Linked DNA regions of Homo sapiens: region 1 is linked to region 2. A link is a loop called in an ENCODE intact Hi-C map of the cell type or tissue named here. Cell type or tissue: IMR-90. All regions are shown on one strand. Links, peaks and the distances in the headings refer to the core of each region. The heading gives the core; the rest is flanking DNA.

What was found. Peaks named below come from ENCODE experiments on the same cell type or tissue, not always from the same donor. Only the 100,000 strongest peaks of a DNase experiment are listed, where the experiment ranks them.
Region 1: it touches region 2 in a loop (5-fold over the local background); 8 of 110 quality-filtered maps call a loop at or near these places.

The regions. Positions count from the first base shown.
Region 1 is chr13:97,999,799-98,008,250 of GRCh38, reverse strand. It overlaps IPO5 (importin 5), which reads right to left. Exons shown (of 29, transcript NM_002271.6): 13 at 7,606-7,712; 14 at 5,660-5,784; 15 at 5,478-5,567; 16 at 5,214-5,387; 17 at 1,903-2,121; 18 at 109-192. Among named protein-coding and RNA genes, the nearest start is that of IPO5, 50 kb to the right of the region's middle. In IMR-90, for the core only: no CTCF peak of the experiment used is centred there; DNase peaks (open chromatin) are centred at 3,010 and 3,940; H3K27ac peaks cover 379 bases.
Region 2 is chr13:97,851,602-97,860,053 of GRCh38, reverse strand. No RefSeq gene overlaps it. Among named protein-coding and RNA genes, the nearest start is that of IPO5, 98 kb to the left of the region's middle. RefSeq lists enhancers at 3,238-3,337, 3,358-3,477, 3,508-3,577. In IMR-90, for the core only: a CTCF peak has its summit at 4,359 (motif pointing left); a DNase peak (open chromatin) is centred at 4,313.

The sequences.
Region 1 (8,452 bases), core at 224-8,223, 150 kb before region 2:
TTGATAGTATGTCAAGAAACCTATCACTCCTTTTGTTTTAAATATATTGAACCATGTGCTGTCCACAACTCATTAGCGGATCAAAGCAAATGCATTAAGACCACTTACCTGAGGATCATCATCTTCCATATCATTGAAGTCTGTCTGGGTCTTTAACAAAAGCTGCATCACATCTGATGCATCCTGCATGAACTAGAGGAAAATATGTAGAGACACACTTGTTGATACCGAATTTTGTTTCTTGTGTAATTAGCAAAGCTTTGCCAAAAAATCGACTACATTGCCCACATAGGTCATAACTTTCATAGATAAACTATCATATTGAAAAATTCTCATCTATATTGTGACAGATTTAGTTCACTTTCTAGAAAAATATATTTTCCACTGAAGGGCAGGGAACTACAGTATAAAGGTACTTCTAATGGCATCAGGTGTTAGTCTATGGCTTACGCATTTCAAGCAGTAAAACTGAATTCAAATTCAGAAAGAAAATTTTAGATTGTTTATAGAATTCACTGCATAAAATTTTGTCTATGATTTTCACTTAACTCTTTGCAGTTCTGGTAATCTCCATTGTATAAACAGGCAGCGTTTTAAAGAGACATTGAAAGCCAGATATATAGAGTATGGGACATACAAATATTTTATTGGTAAAAAACATACCAATGTTTTAGTGGTCAGCGTCTCACAGAAACCAGTTCCAAATATAAATTAATACTGATGCTGGTTTTGAAGAAGGCAAGACAGAGCTTCTCTGTTGATAATTCTCAGGGTCAGAACATGAGGATTCAATGACAGAGAAACTTCTTTTGCATTAGCTTGAACAATTCTGAGATGTTGGCTGAGAAACACACTGGCCAATGGTCCTTGGTAATTATTTTCTGAAGATCTATATGCATAGATTTCTCTCTTAGAACACTTGATGCATTTTAGATTAATAGGAAAGCAAGTGACATGTTTCCAAGCACATATTTAAAGGGAACGAACATGGATACTGACTTCCACACACCTCCCACGAGATGCACTGTGTGTGGTGGGGAAAGGAGGAGGCATCAGGAGCACAGCTGAGCTAAAAAGAAACCTTAATATTAACAATGAAAAGACGGGCTGGGCGCGGTGGCTCACACCTGTGAGCAGACTGCTTGAGGTCAGGAGATCAGGGCTAGCCTGGCCAACACAGTGAAACCCCATCTCTACTAAAAAAAAAAAATACAAAAATCAGCTGGGAGTGGTGGCAGGTGCCTGTAATCTCAGCTACCTGGGAGGCTGACGCAGGAGAATCGCTTGAACCCAGGAGGCAGAGGTTGCAGTGAGCCAGGATCATGCCACTGCACTCCAGCCTGGGTGATAGAGTGAGACTTGGTCTCAAAAAAAAAAAAAAAAACACCAAACCAAACAAACAAACAATGAAAAGATGAAGGCAAGAATTTGTATATAAAACAGGAGCAATGTGAAAGGAGTAAGGAAAAAAACAAGCATCCAGAAAACCATTTTTCAGAAGGAAAAAATCCCTCTAGTACTCTCAATGCCTCCACAGCCAAGTTAGGTACAGTAAATTTAACATAATAGAAATTACAGGCCGGGCACAGTGGCTCACGCCTGTAATCCCAGCACTCTGGGAGGCCGAGGCGGGCGGATCACGAGGTCAGGAGATTGAGACCATCCTGGCTAACACAGTGAAACCTTGTCTCTACTAAAAATACAAAAAATTAGCCGGGCGTGGTGGCGGGCGTCTGTAGTCCCAGCTACTCGGGAGGCTGAGGCAGGAGAATGGCATGAACCTGGGAGGCAGAGTTTGCAGTGAGCCGAGATCGTGCCACTGCACTCCAGCCTGGGTGACAGAGCGAGACTCTGTCTCAAAAAAAAAAAAAAAAAAAAAAAAAAAAAAAAAAAATTACTTACTTTTTCCTTCCCAACAGCCAGACCAATGAGGCTAATGCATTCAATAGTTTTTCCTCTCAGAAGTCTCAGTTCTTTTTGAACCGCATTCTCAACGATGTGCTTCAGTGATGGCATAAATAAATCATAGTAGGGGACAAATTTTTCTTCTGCAGTATCGGCAACTGATGCAATGGATGTCACAACTTGTTCCAAAACTAACTTGGTGCCTTTCTGAATCAGCTAGAAGGAAGACACAAATTATTACCTCAAAGGAAAACTGGAAGAAGTATTTAAATTTACAATTACTACTCCCTTCAAGTTCTTGAATGCTTTTCTGAAACAGCAGAATGAGACCACCTCTCCAGAAGCAGAGACTGTAGGTTTTGGAGGAAATTTCTATAAAAAGAATCTATGTTGAACTATTTATGTGAGATTTTTTTTTTCTCTCTTCTATTAACACAACACCTCTAACTCATGTTAGTCTCATCTCAAAGCACAGCTAATTCTTGAGTACAGATACGGAATCAAAATTTTTGTGTTCATCAACTTTAATGCCTACACTTCATCCTCATTTTTTTCTTCACTGATTTCCTCTACTTATGATTATATTTTGTGCTGTCTTACTACGTCATAAAGAAAATTCCCTCTTTGGCCCCTTCCTTTATCTTCTAACCCCCTCTCCCCAGAAGATCGCACGAAGGAACCCTGCTGCCTTCTCTTGCATCTGTCTTGCTGAAACAGATGAGATGACCTTTTTCTCTGCACCAAAGATCTGGTGTTCTCTGACCCAGCTAGTAACAAATGCTTACTAACTATTTGCTGCTGGGCCCGTCCTGTCACCAGCAATATTTTAAAATAATTCTTCTGTAATCCCAGGACTCTGGGAGGCTGAGGCAGGCGGATCACCTGAGTCAGGAGTTCAAAACCAGCCTGGCCAACATGGTGAAACCCTGTCTCTACTAAATAAATAAATAAATAAATAAATAAATAAATAAATAAATAAAAATTAGCCAGGTGTGGTGGCACACCCCTGTAATCCCATTACTCCGGAAGCAGAGGAAGGAGAATTGCTTGAACTGGGGAGGCAGAGGTTGCAGTGAGCCGAGATTGCGCCACTACATCCCAGCTGGGTTGACAAGAGCAAGACTCTGTCTGGGGAAAAAAAAAAAAAGAAGCCAGGCACGGTGACTCACACCTGTAATCCCAGCACTTTGGGAGGCCCAGGTGGGCGGATGACTTGAGGTCAGGTGTTCAAGAACAGACTGGCCAACATGGTGAAACCCTGTCTCCACTCAAAATACAAAAATTAGCCGGGTGTGGTGGGTGCACGTCTGTAATCCCAGCTACTCGGCAGGCTGAGGCAGGAGAATGGCTTGAACCCGGGAGACGGCGGTTGCGGTGAGCAGAGAGTGCGTTATCGCACTCCAGCCTGGGCGAGACTCCATCTCAAAATAAAAATAAATAAATAAATAAATAAAATAAAATAAAATAAAATATTAACTCATATGAACCTGAGCCAGTTACTACTCCAGATTTTCATAATTCCCCACGTCAATTACACCCACACTCTCAGCAGAGTTCTTTAACTTGTGTTACACATTCAACTATGTCTTGAGAAAGCCATCTTACTTTCTGCTTCTGTACCTCAACCTCTGCTCCATGTTTAGTGTGGACTGTGCTGCTGGCCCCAGAGGAAATGTCTTTCCTCCTCTGCTAGGCTACCTTCTCTTCGTACAACTCTTCCTCGTGAACACTGTCCTCCTACCATCCCATCCCAACAACTCCTTCCACTTATCTTTAAAAACCCATATAGTGCCTCACTGCAGGAAGGAAGGGCAGGGGTACACACAGACTATCATACCACAGCCATCCACCCAAACCTGTAAAGTCATGTTGGATCCATCCATTACTGATTTAACCAACCAACCAATCTGCCTTCAACTTGGGTCCACCTCGGTCTGCCTTCGGGCACACGAATGTTTCCTTTATCATATTCTTAGTCTGCTGTCATCTGATACTGAGCACTTGGGCCTTTGTTTATAAGTCCTCTGTCTTTGGCTTCTGAGACATTGCATTTCTTGTTTATCTTGCTCTCTGACCAATTGCCAGTGCTATGCAAACTGTGGTTTGTTAACTATTTGCTACCAGTTCATATTAAGTATAGGAATTGAGGGCATTAGAAACTTTTATAGCAATTTGAGAGCAGGTTTATCTTTTATTTTCTATGCCTTCTATTCATTTCATTTTTATAGTAGTAATCCATTTTCATTGCATTTGACAATAAACATTTGACAATAAACTGGGCTAAAATCCTTGCTTTTCGCATCTACATCTCTCACACACTGTGCTGGACTAACATCATTCAATTGTTTTCAGGTTGCATCCCTTATTTCAGCTGTAACTATAATCATTTTTACTTGGATACTCAAAAATGATGTTGCTTCTACAACTTCTGTATTTCTGCCACTCTGGTTAGAATACTCAATGTTTTTTAATTTCTTCTCTTTCATCTTTTTTTTTTTGAAACAGAATTTTGCTCTTGTTGCCCAGGTTGAAGGGCAGTGGCACCACCTCAGCTCACTGCAACCTCTGCCTCCCGGGTTCAAGTGATTCTCCTCTTAGCCTCCCGAGTAGCTGGAATTACAGGCGTGCACCACCACACCCGGCTAATTTTGTATTTTTAGGAGAGATGGGATTTCACCATGTTGGCCAGGCTGGTCTCGAACTCCTGACCTCAGGTGATCCACCTGCCTCAGCCTCCCAAAGTGCTGGGATTACGGGGATGAGCCACCGTGCCGGGCCCTTTCATCTTTTAAAATTCAAACTGCCAGAAACAAACTGTTAATGCTTCCCATGAAATGTCTTTTAGAATCACCTCTTCCACTATTACTATCTAAGCTCCCTGGACGATGACAGTATGATGGTCTTGCCTTAAATCTTCTCCCTTTTTTGTGTATGCCTCACCCAATGCTACCACACTAATTTTTTACCATATGATAATTTCCTGCAGCATTTAAGAACACAGAATGGTTTTTCACACTTTACATAAATCAGAGTTCAAAAACTTCTCTGCCTTATTTTCAGGGTGATCCATATACACTGATTTTACCTGACCTTTAGCTGTATCTTTCCCAATTCCAATTATCAGCCCACATTTTGGTCAATCTGAATTTCTCTACTCATCATTCCACAACTCCGAATAGCCTCCTCAGTTTTTGTACTTTATATTCTTTATGGTCATGCTGCAAGTCCCTCTTTCTCCAGTTCTTACCCATCAAATCAACCCAAATTAATCTACAAACAGAAAGCAGCCTACAGATCTTAAAACTTACCTCTTGAAGCTTCAGTACCATAATGGAATGCAGATGTTTCACCAAATTATCCAAGTATGGAATAAGTAGTGACTTGGGACAGTCTTCAGTAAAGTTAATGAGGGCAGCAGCTGCATGGGCCTGCACACGTTGATTGCCTTGGTCTTCCATGGTCTGCAGCAGAGCTGCAATCACCTGTGAAATGAAACCAAATGGGCACACATGTTGAAATGTCCACCCTTCTTCCTAAAGTCTGATTTAAGTGTTTGAGGACTTGTTACTTACCTTCTCATGAAATTTCTTTTGGAAACCAGGTGCAAAATCTGTAGCCATCTGTCCCACGGCATTACAGGCTGCATACCTTACTCTTGGATGCTGGAAAATGTTCCCTTTCATTAGTAAAAGCAAGAAGGTTTCCACATGAAGCTACACTAATCATTTTGAATCAAATATTTACTGGTACTTACAGGATCCTGGAGAAAAAGTAAAACAAAATTTACGATCTCATTTAGAATTCCTTCCATTTGCTGGTGGCACCCTTCACCAATGGCAGATAAGGCCATCAATCCTGCATGCCGGTATTTCCAGTCAGCTACCGAAAAAAATTACAGATGGAATAGCAATTACACACTATAAACATGTCATTCTGGTAGAGGGAGATGTATAAAAGTTCTTATTTGGAAAAGAGTAACAAAACTTTTTTGAAAAGGGTATATGTATATATAATATAAAAACATTTGTATAGGCCGGGCGCGGTGGCTCGCGCCTGTAATCCCAGCACTTTGGGAGTCTGAGGCGGGCGGATCACAAGGTCAGGAGATCGAGACCATCCTGGTTAACGTGGTGAAACCCCGTCTCTACTTAAAAATACAAAAAATTAGCCGGGCACGGTGGCAGGCGCCTGTATTCCCAGCTACTCGGGAGGCTGAGGCAGGAGAATGGTGTGAACCCGGGGGGGCGGAGCTTGCAGTGAGCCGAGATCGCGCCACTGCACTCTGGTCTGGGCGAAAGAGCGAGACTCTGTCTCAAAAAAAAAACAGAAACAAACAAACAAAAAAAACAAAAAACAAAACATTTGTATATTTACTTTTTAGAAAAATGAACAGAAAAAGTGCGTGACTACTTGATTCTAAAAGTATGTATCAGGCCAGGCGCGGTGGCTCACACCTGTAATCCCAGCACTTTGGGAGGTTGAGGCGGGTGGATCACTTAAAGTCAGGAGTTCAAGACCAGCCTGGCCAACATGGCGAAACCCCGTCTCTACTAAAAATACAAAAATTAGGCCGGGTGCAGTGGCTCATGCCTGTAATCCCAGCATTTTGGGAGGCCAGGGTGGGCGGATCACTTGAGGTTAGGAGTTTGAGACCAGCCTGGCCAACATGGAGAAACTCCATCTCCACTAAAAGTACAAAAATTAGCTGGGTGTGGTGGTGTATGCCTGTAATCCCAGCTACTTGGGAGGCAGAGACAGGAGAATTGCTTGAAACTGGGAGGTGAACATTGTAGTGAGCCAAGATTGCACCACTGCACTCCAGCCTGTTTGACAGAGTGGGATTCTGTCTCGAAATAGCTGGGCGTGGTGGCATGTGCCTGTAGTCCCAGCTACTCAGGAGGCTAGGGCAGGAGAATCGCTTGAATCCAGTGGGTGGAGGCTGCGGTGAGCTGAGATCACATTACCCTGGGCAACAGAGCGAGATTCCACCAAAAAACAAACAAATTTCTAACTTAATACTTCTGAATTTTAATTTAACAAAAGAACACATTAACTTTATAATTAAAAAACACAAATGAAAATAAAACACATACAACAATAAACTTTGGGATTGATATATATATTACAGGTACAAAGGTAACTGAAATATTCATAGAAATAAAAAGGAAGGATGGCCAGGTGTGGTAGCTCATGCCTATAATCTAAGCACTCTGGGAGGCTGAAGCAGGAGGACTGCTTGAGGCCAGGAGTTTGAGACCAGCCTGGGCAACATGGCGAAATCCTGTGTCAACAACAACAGCTGCCCTCCAGGGCAGGTGGGCTTCCACCATCACCTCCGTCAGGGGCAAAAACAGAAAGAAAGAAGTGGTTTCTCTTTTGATAACATTAGATAGAGTTTCTTCTTTTAAAAATAAAAGATATTGGGTGAAAGAAGAGTATATGATTCAAACATTCTAATATTCCATAAAAATTCAAATAATAACATCATTTTCAAATTCAAATCTAAATACTTTTGGCTAGGAAGTAAATCTGTACATTTTCTTTGGGATTGACAATTTTATCGGTAAAATAAATGAATTGGGTTAAATATGGATGATAAAAAGACAAAGATTAATTTTTAACAGTCTAAACATATCTTAGAATTTAAGCTTTAGAAAGGGCACAACTTCACTCTTCTAGCATTTGAAGGACACAGCTTACGATTTTGAAGCATTTGCATAATGTGTTCCTTGATCATCGGCAGAACGAGCTTTCCACCAAGTCCGCAAGCCATTCGATCTAGAGCACTCTCGCCTGCAACTGCATTGCTAAACACATAAACAGAATTATGTACTCAATATATCTGAAACACAAAAGAAATAGTATACTCTACAGACATACTTCTAACCATATTATTATTAAACTAAGACTGAGAAAGAATTCAAGCTGTCTTTAAATGTGGAATTGAAATTAGGGGTTAAAAACTCTGCAGCTTAGAAAAGAAAAAAGAGTAAATGTTTTTATCATGATCCACCATAGTTTAGAAAGTCATGCCTGATTCTTATTTTTCTTTTTTTTTTTTGAGACAGAGTCTCGCTCTGTCACCCAGGCTGGAGCGCAGTGGCACGATCTCGGCTCACTGCAAGCTCCGCCTCCCAGCTTCATGCTATTCTCCTACCTCAGCCTCCCGAGTAGCTGGGACTACAGGTGCCCGCCACCACGCCTGGCTAATTTTTTTGTAGTTTTAGTAGAGACGGGGTTTCACCATGTTAGCCAGGATTGTCTTGATCTCCTGACTTTGTGATGCGCCCGCCTGGGCCTCCCAAAATGCTAAGATTACAGGCGTGAGCCACTGTGCCCAGCCTGAATCTTATTTTTCAAGACCACCCCCACCCGCTACTGGCTAAAAACTGTTCTCAGAAATAGCTTCTGACACTTTCAACACTCCAGTAAAAGCAGTATTGAAAGAGCCTCATGTATTTCATTTCCTAGAAATACAGTCTTCAAACCTATCAATGAACAGAACATAGAAAACTGAAAAGGGTGCAGAGAATGTATAATCTTCCCC
Region 2 (8,452 bases), core at 148-8,147:
GTGTGACCCGCTTTTCAAATGTGTAAAAATGAAGCCATACTCTAATTCTCTTTCACTCCACATTATGTTCGTGAAATTCATCCATGCTGTATGTATTGTAATTTGTTCATTCTTATTGCAGTATAGTATTCCATTGTATGCATTCCAGCTAGAACTTTCATTAGAAGCATGTTGGACCTTCTTTCCTATCCTCCATATCGCTTAACTTCTCTTTCGTATTTTCTGTCTTTTAATTCTCTGTGCTTCATGCTGTGTAAATTCCTCAGCTCTTCCTTCATGTTCACTGGGTTTCTACTCAGCTACCTCAAATTTGTGGCTTAATCCATCAATTGAATTTTTTATTTCAATGACAATCTTTTTTCACAAATTTAAAAGTTCTATTTGACCCCCTTAAAATATACTTGCTCTTTTTTCAGAATGTTTATCTATGTGTTTAATTTTTTAATTCTATTTTTAAAATTAATCTTAAACATATTTATTTATACTCAGATGGCTCTGTTAAATGAAACTTTAGAGGATCTAATCTTGATATTTGTTGTATATGCAGACTTTTGTTCTTGGTGCATTTTTTTTCTTGTGAATTTTATAATCTTGAATTGAGAGCTGATTTTCCAGTGGGATTTTACATCTAGGACTGCAGTGCGGTCTTGTTGGGGGATATGCTCTTTGGAAAGGTTTTATGTATACTTCTTCCTGGAGCCTCAGAGGTATCATAAGATTGGGGCTAGCTTTTCTATTAATTTGTTGAATTTCTTGGATTAAAGGTATCTAGAGTATACAGGTGTGTTTATATATGTATATATATACTCTAACATATATATACACACATATACGCGTATACATATATATAATTGGGCTTGAGTAAGGTCCAAGTGTTGGTTCTGAATCCTCAGGGGATATTCCCCCTTCCCCCTCAGAATGCAATAATGAGACAGACAACAATCTTTACCCAACAAACTATTTGCAATCCAGAGAAATTTTAAAAGTGACACAGTACTGTGACTTACACAACCAGGGCACCAGACTCCAAGACAAAAGAAGTGAACGCTAGAACCCAAGAATGAGTCCCAAGACTGGGACTTTAGAGAGTCTTGTTGGAGGAATGGGGCAGGATAGAATCTACACATTAAGCAAGGATTGGGAATAGGATATCAGAGAGCAGAACAACCTATGAGCAGGTGAAGCGGAAGGGGAGGTTCTGGAGCTAATTCTCATTGCTGTGAGCACTCGCATCGGGATCACGTTCAAAACTTCTTTACGCCAGGCTGGCGCCCTTCCCTGGACTGGGCCAGGTTCTTAATTGCACAGAATCTGGCCAGTCTTCATTTGCAAAATTTTGAATTATGGGAAGTTGTCTTCAGCAGCATCCTTTGGTCCTTTCTGACATTTACCCCCCACCCCCCGCCACTTGCTACAGCTGCTCTCTTCCCCGCCAATTCAATGCCTCCAGAACAAGGGTCTTAACCTCAACTGCCTATGGGGAGTGGTTGAAGAGGCAGCTAACTTAAATTAATAAAACTAGACAGGATGGTGACTTTAGAGATGCAGAGCTCCAGGGGGATGGGGCTCCTCTACTCCAGCTTATTGTTGTTAAGTTCCAGCACCGCCTGGGTTACAAATCTGGATTAAAAAAAAAATCTAAAAATGTTGGCAACTCATTCAATTTAAAAATGTGCTTTGCTCACCAAAAACACAGCTGTGGCCACATATGGCTTGCAGGCCACTAGTTTACTGCCTCTGCTCTGAGCTGCCTTTCAGAACCTTCCAGGGGACTGAATCCCCTGATTCCATGGCAGCCCTTCCTCCTTCCAGGCCTGCTGGTCAAATAATGCCTCTCACTGTACACATCGTCTGTACTCTCAATTCCCCACCAAACTCCCCATTCCTTGAGTGACCATGTTTGAACATACTCCTACTGGTGGTGAGTTCTCCCAGAGTATGTCGGACCGAATCATAGTGTGTAACATTGGCGGGGAAACCAAGGGAAGAGTATTTTGTTTGATGCAGGTCATGTAGGGTGTCAATGGAGTGTGGGCTTCGCAGCCACATGCTCATGATCCTGCCTCTCTACTGACCAGCTGAGTGATCCTGTCCAAGAGGCTTCATCTCTCAAAGCCTTGGTTTTCTCATCTGCACGATCTGGAGAATAATTCCTGGCAGTGTTGTTGTAAAGCTATTTTAATTTCTGTTGTATAGTCAATGCTTATTTTTGCTCAGACTATGGGAATTCTGCAGTTGAAAGGGCCCTTGGAAATCGCCTGTCAATCCTGTCACCATGCAGATGTAGAAATGAGAGGGTTTGGTTCCAGGAATTAGTCCAAGGTCTCAGCTAGCCAAATTAAGAATTAGTTTGCAAAAAATTTTTTAATGATATATTTTATGGTAGAATTGGCTATAATATCCCATAGCTCATCCATGCAGCAATATGAATTAATTATTAAAGCAGGACTATTGCTCCAAAATCTATCAATTAGAGTACTGGGGAGAGAAACTGGGTACTCACATTTCTTTCATTTATTATCTGTGCAACAGTCACTTAATCTCTCTAAGACTCATTTTGGCATTAAAAAAGGCATTATGATAAGTTCTTTGCCGTCTGAGTGTTACTCTGAGCGCTATTGATGCGTTATTTCACAAACTTGCAGCACACACGTGGTCTCATCATCTCTTAAAAAATGAAAACTAACCCAAGATCATTATTAAAATTTTTTTTAGAGGCGAGGTCTGTCTATGTTGCCCAGGTTGGCCTCGAATGCCCAGGCTTGAGCAATCTTCCTGCCTTAGCCTCACAAGTGGCTGGGGTTACAGGCCACACCACCACACCCAGCTCCGAAGTCATTCTTGACTAGCAGAAAGGCTGGTATCTCCTTCTTAGGGCTACCTGCTCCCCCAGTTGTTTAAAAACTTGAGGGTTATAGTGTCTAAGGTGGGAGGTGGTAGGGAGTTGGGTGGTGAAGCCAAAGTTTAATCAGTTCGCCGTTGCCACAGCTCCTCCTTGCCACACCGTGTCAATGTCAGAGCCACCTCTAAGTCCCCCAGGGACTTTCCAGAAGTTAGGGAGGAATGCCCGTCTGGGCATGCACAGCCCTGTGGACTCTTTGTGTGGCACAGGAAATCTGGGCAAGATCTCAGCTCCTACTTGCTTCTGTGAGCCTCACGTCCAACATCCCAAGTGGTGGCCCTGGTAGGGAGGACGCCTGGTCCAGCACCATCTGACAGAGATGCTGACCTGGTGCAGACTGAGTTCTGTGCTCATTACTGTGGTTCTCTGAGGGAGGACCCAGCCCCTGCCCTCCTTGTGCTCCTGAGTTTACAGCTTTCATAGCTCAGCTGTTTCACTTCTTCTGGCGGCCATTCCAGGAGGCAAGAGACACCTGGGGAGCACCTGTGTCATCTCTTCCTCCTCCTTGGGGAACCACAAACTTCACCGTCAGAATACAGAGGGCCTGAGTTCTGCCCCTTTGGTAAATTCTAGGGCCAACAGCCCTTCTTCCAAGGGCCTGAATACCTACAGGAAGGCCTCCTCCTGAGAGTGCTGGTGGGACTTACCCTCTTGATATTGATACAAGTAGCTCCTAGAACATGCTATGACTGAGCAAAACCAAAAAACCCAATGCAAATTAAAGCTCCTTAGAGCCATCTTGATACACGTAGGCATCATATCGTATTAGATATTTAAAAAAAAATCTGCAGTTAATGCTGTAAATCAGGTGGAATGTGAAATCAGCTGGCGGCTTCATAATCCTCCAAGGAGCTGGACCTTCTGGGAAACCCTGCAATCCTTTTTTGGACTGGCTCTCATTTGCATATGAAATTGAGGGTGCTTCGACATCCTTCGAGCCGGGTTGCACAAGTCTTAGCTGGCCTCCCTTGTGACCGAGAAACAGGGGCCCAGCCTGGGGTCAGGGCCTGGAATTGCTTCCTTTGGGACTCAGCCAAGCGCAGGCCTTCCACATTAGCATTAGTGCTTTCTTCCATCAGAATTCAGCTGCCCCCCAGAGCCAGTCCCTGTGCCAGAATCCAGACAACCACTAGATCCATGGTAGATTACTGTAAACAGTAGAGTTTTTTTTTGTTTGTATGTTTGGAATTCTAGCAAGACTGACCAATTTAAAAAAACTCTCAGAGCTCAGTGAAAGCAAACCAAGGATTAAGTGAAAACACCAGCAAACAAAATCGATAAATCAGTAACTTAAAGAATGGACCTTCGAGGCCTGCTGTTCAGAGTGCTTTGCCAAGTGACGTAAGAGCCAATGACTTGAGATGCAGAAGAAAAGTTGGGAATGATTTTCCTTAGCGGGAATTCATTTATTTTGCGTGTGCGCTGACAGTGAAGGGCTGAAAGCAATGCTATATCGCCCCCTAGTGCCAAATATACGCACATTATCTATGCTGCTTGGGCTCCAACATTGCCATGGCCTTCTCCAAATAAAGCCAATGCATTTTGATGAAATCTAACTGCAACAAATCACATGTGACAGATACTAAAAACAATTATTCCAAGACTTTCCCTGGCTTCTATTTTATTTTAGTTTTTATTTCTCATCTTAAACTTTTATTAAAATATATTTGACTGATTAAAGCAAAGATAGTAACCATGTCTAACATATGTGGAAATAAAATTATTGATAACAACAGCACAAAGATCGGAAGGCAAAGATTGAATTACCTTGCTGTAATGTTCATATATTATACATTAATCCGTAACATACAAAGGAAATGATTCCAGAAAAGCATATCTAAAAGAATATTATAATTGTGAGATATTCTTTTCTAAATTTTAATTTTTTCCAGATTTATTAAGGTATAATTGACAAGTGAAAATTGTATATGTTTATGGTATAACATTCAATGTTTTGATATAGGTATACATTGTGAAATGACTAAATCAAACTAATTAACGTATCCATCTCCTCACATTCTTATCACGCTTTTGTGTTGAGAGCATTTAAGAGCTAATCTTTTAGCCTTTTTTTTTTTTTTTTTGAGATGGAGTCTCCTCTGTCATCCAGGCTGGAGGGCAGTGGCGCGATCTTGGTTCACTGCAACCTCCGCCTCCCAGGTTCAAACAATTCTCCTGCCTCAGCCTCCCGAGTAGCTGGGACTACAGGTGCCTGCCACCATTCCTGGCTAGTTTTCCTATTTTTAGTGGAGATGGGGTTTCACCATGTTGGCCAGGATGGTCTCGAACTCCTGACCTCAGGTGATCCACCTGCCTCGGCCTCCCAAAGTGCTGGGATTACAGATATGAGCCACTGCACCTGGGCCACAATTTTCAAGCATACATTGCTATTATTAACATTTGTTAACTATAGTCACCAGGCTGTAAAATAGCTCTCCAGAATTTATTCCTGTGGTCTAACCAAAGCTTGATACTCTTTAACCAACATCTTCCCGTTTCTACTTCCTCTTTCCCTGTAGCCACCATTTTACTCTCTGTTTCTATATGATTTGACATTTAACACTCCACATGTAAGTGAGATCATGTGGTGTTTGTCTTTCTGTGCCTGGCTTATTTCATTTAACATTATATTATGTCCTCTAGGCTCATCCATGTTGTTGCAAACACAAGGTTTCCTTTTTTTAGTGGCTGAATAGTATTCCATTGTGTATTTACACCATATTTTCTTTATCCACTCATCTGTTGCTGGACACTTAGGTTGATTTCCTATTTTGGCTATTGTGAGTAATGCTGCAGTAAACACAGGCATGTAGATAACTCTTTGACATGCTGATTTCATATCTTTTGTATATATAGCCAGTAGTGGGACTGCTGGATCATATGCTAGTTCTATTTTTAATTTTTGAGGAACCTCCATATTGTTTTCCGTACTGGCTTTACCTATTTATGTTCCCACCAATAATGTACAAGGGTTCCCTCTTCTCTACATCCTTGCCAACACCTGTTATCATTTTTTTTTTTTATAACAGCCATACTGACAGGTGTGGGGTAATACCTCATTGTGGTTTTAACTTGCATTTTCCTGACAATTAATGGTGTTGAGCATTTTTTTTCACATGTCGACCTTCTGATTTCTATGTCTTAATTGCACTGATCATGGAAAAGGAGTGAGAAGATCTGGGGAACTCACAATATATTTGGGAAGTTGAAATTCGATTGCATGTGAAATGGCAGGAAGTGAGCAAGAGGAGAGAAAAGTCTGGATGAGCAGGAGGGAGGGTGTCCGGAGCCAGTTCAGAAAGCCCCACCCTTGTCTTGTTTTTGGAGAAAGAAAGCAACGATTAGGGTCTTTAGGGAGAGAGAGTCTAATGGAAATTTTTAGGAAATTTTGCTATTTACTCTTCAAGGATTTTTGTTGTTTGACTTGCAATGAGTCACAGGACTAAGCTAGACCTTAAATCAGTAGCAAGCAGGCCACATTTCATTTGTGTTACACATTAAAATATGACATCTCATGCTGTTTTGATATTTTTGGTAGCTGCGTGGGTGAAGGACTAGAGGGGATAGATGTGTCAGAAGAACAGTGGGATTCATTAATAAACACTGCCAAATATCTATTGGGCCTTCCTTACATGCCAAGCACCTTCCTAATTGTGCCCTAATGGAAGAGAAAATGGAAGTATCATGGATTTCTGGGAGAAGGGGGAGTGAAATGAGATGGAAAGAAGGTTAACTGAGGTGACAAGGCCACTGATGGAAGTAGAAAGTTAATGAGCCAAGAGCCCTTATAATGGATCTCTGGCCAGTGTCTGCTTCCTCCCCTCTCTGGGACACTGCTTGATGTCAGCACCACTGCAGGGCAGGACCATTTTTTGAAAAGCAGTGTGAGTTTCTCTTCATGAGATTTGCAAATACATGTCATATTTAAGTCAAATAAGCTGATGTTTTTCTCCATGGAACTGTATTATTAGTAAATATCAAATAAGACTGTTACGTAGCTCTGTGTCAACTTTCCAGCACTTTAGCAGTCTCTGAATGGCTACTATACTGCCCATTCATTTTTCCACCCATTCACCCATCCACCCACTCATCCACCCACCAGTCCATCCATCCATCCATCCATCCATCCACCCATCCATCTACTTACCTACCCTCACGTCCATTCACCTATGCATCCATCCAACAATCTACCCACCCATCTATCCATTCATCTACCCACCCACCCACCCATTTTTCCATCAAACCATGTATCCACCTACCCACCCATCTATGCATCCCATCCACTCATCCATCTATCCACCCACCCATTCATCCACTCATTAATCGATCCTCCCATCCACCCAACCATTCATCTAACCATCTATCCATCCACCCATTTTTCCATCCAACCATCTAACCATCCATGTACCCAACCATCTATCCATCCATCCATCTATCCATCCATCCATCCATCCATCCACCCATCCACCCATCCACACTTCCACGCATTTATTGATCCTTCCATCTACCCAGCCATTAATCTAACCATCCATCCAACCACCCATTTTTCCATCCAATCATCTAACCATCCACACAACCAACCATCTATCCATCCATCCATCCATCCATACACCCACCCATTCACCCATCTACCCACCCACTCATCTACCCCTTCACCCACCCATCCATCCATCCATGCATCTTTGATTCTTCAAGTATTCAAGTATGAGTCAGGCAGTCTGTTAAGCATTAAATATTTGCTGGTGCTCAGTGCTTTGGAGGCACAGGGGCAGTTTCTCATGGTTTAGCACCATCCCCCCAGTGCTGTTCTCATGACAGTGAGGCAGTAAATTATCACGAGATCTGGTTTTTCAAAGTACATAACACCTTCCCCGCTGTCTTGGTCCTGCTCTTGTCAGGTAAGACGCTTGCCTCCACTGTGCCTTCTACCATGAGCAAAAGCTCCCTGAGGCTTCCCTAGAAGCAGGTGCTGCCATGCTTCCTGTACAGCCTGCAGACCATGAGCCAATTAAACCTCTTTTCTTTATAAATTACCCAGTCTCAGGTATTTCTTTATAGCAATGGGAGAACGGACTAATACAGGACTTTTCGTCCATTGCTTATCTGCTCTGAACCTTGGTTTGGCATCTAAAAAGCAGTGATAGCAATACTTCTTTGCAAGGACTCAATAAGGCAGTATACTCATAGATTCTTTGCTCCTAATATAACATCTATAACATAGTAGTTGCTTGTAATAATTTCTATTGCTGCTGTAACAAATTATTACACAGTTGCTTGAAACAACACAAATTTATTGCCTTATATTTCTGTAATTTAGAAGTCTCACGCTTGGCTTAGTTAGAAGTCTTCACTTGGCTCAAATTCATGTGTTGGCAGGGCTGTGTTCTCTTCTGGAAAGTCCAGAAGTGAATCAGTTTCCTTGCCTTTTCCAGCTTCTAGAGGCTGCTCACTCTCCTTGGTTTGTGGCCCCTCCTCCATCTTCACAGCCAGCAACATCACCTCTCTCTGACTTTCTTCTCTGGTCACATCCTCCTCTGACTCTCTGCTGCT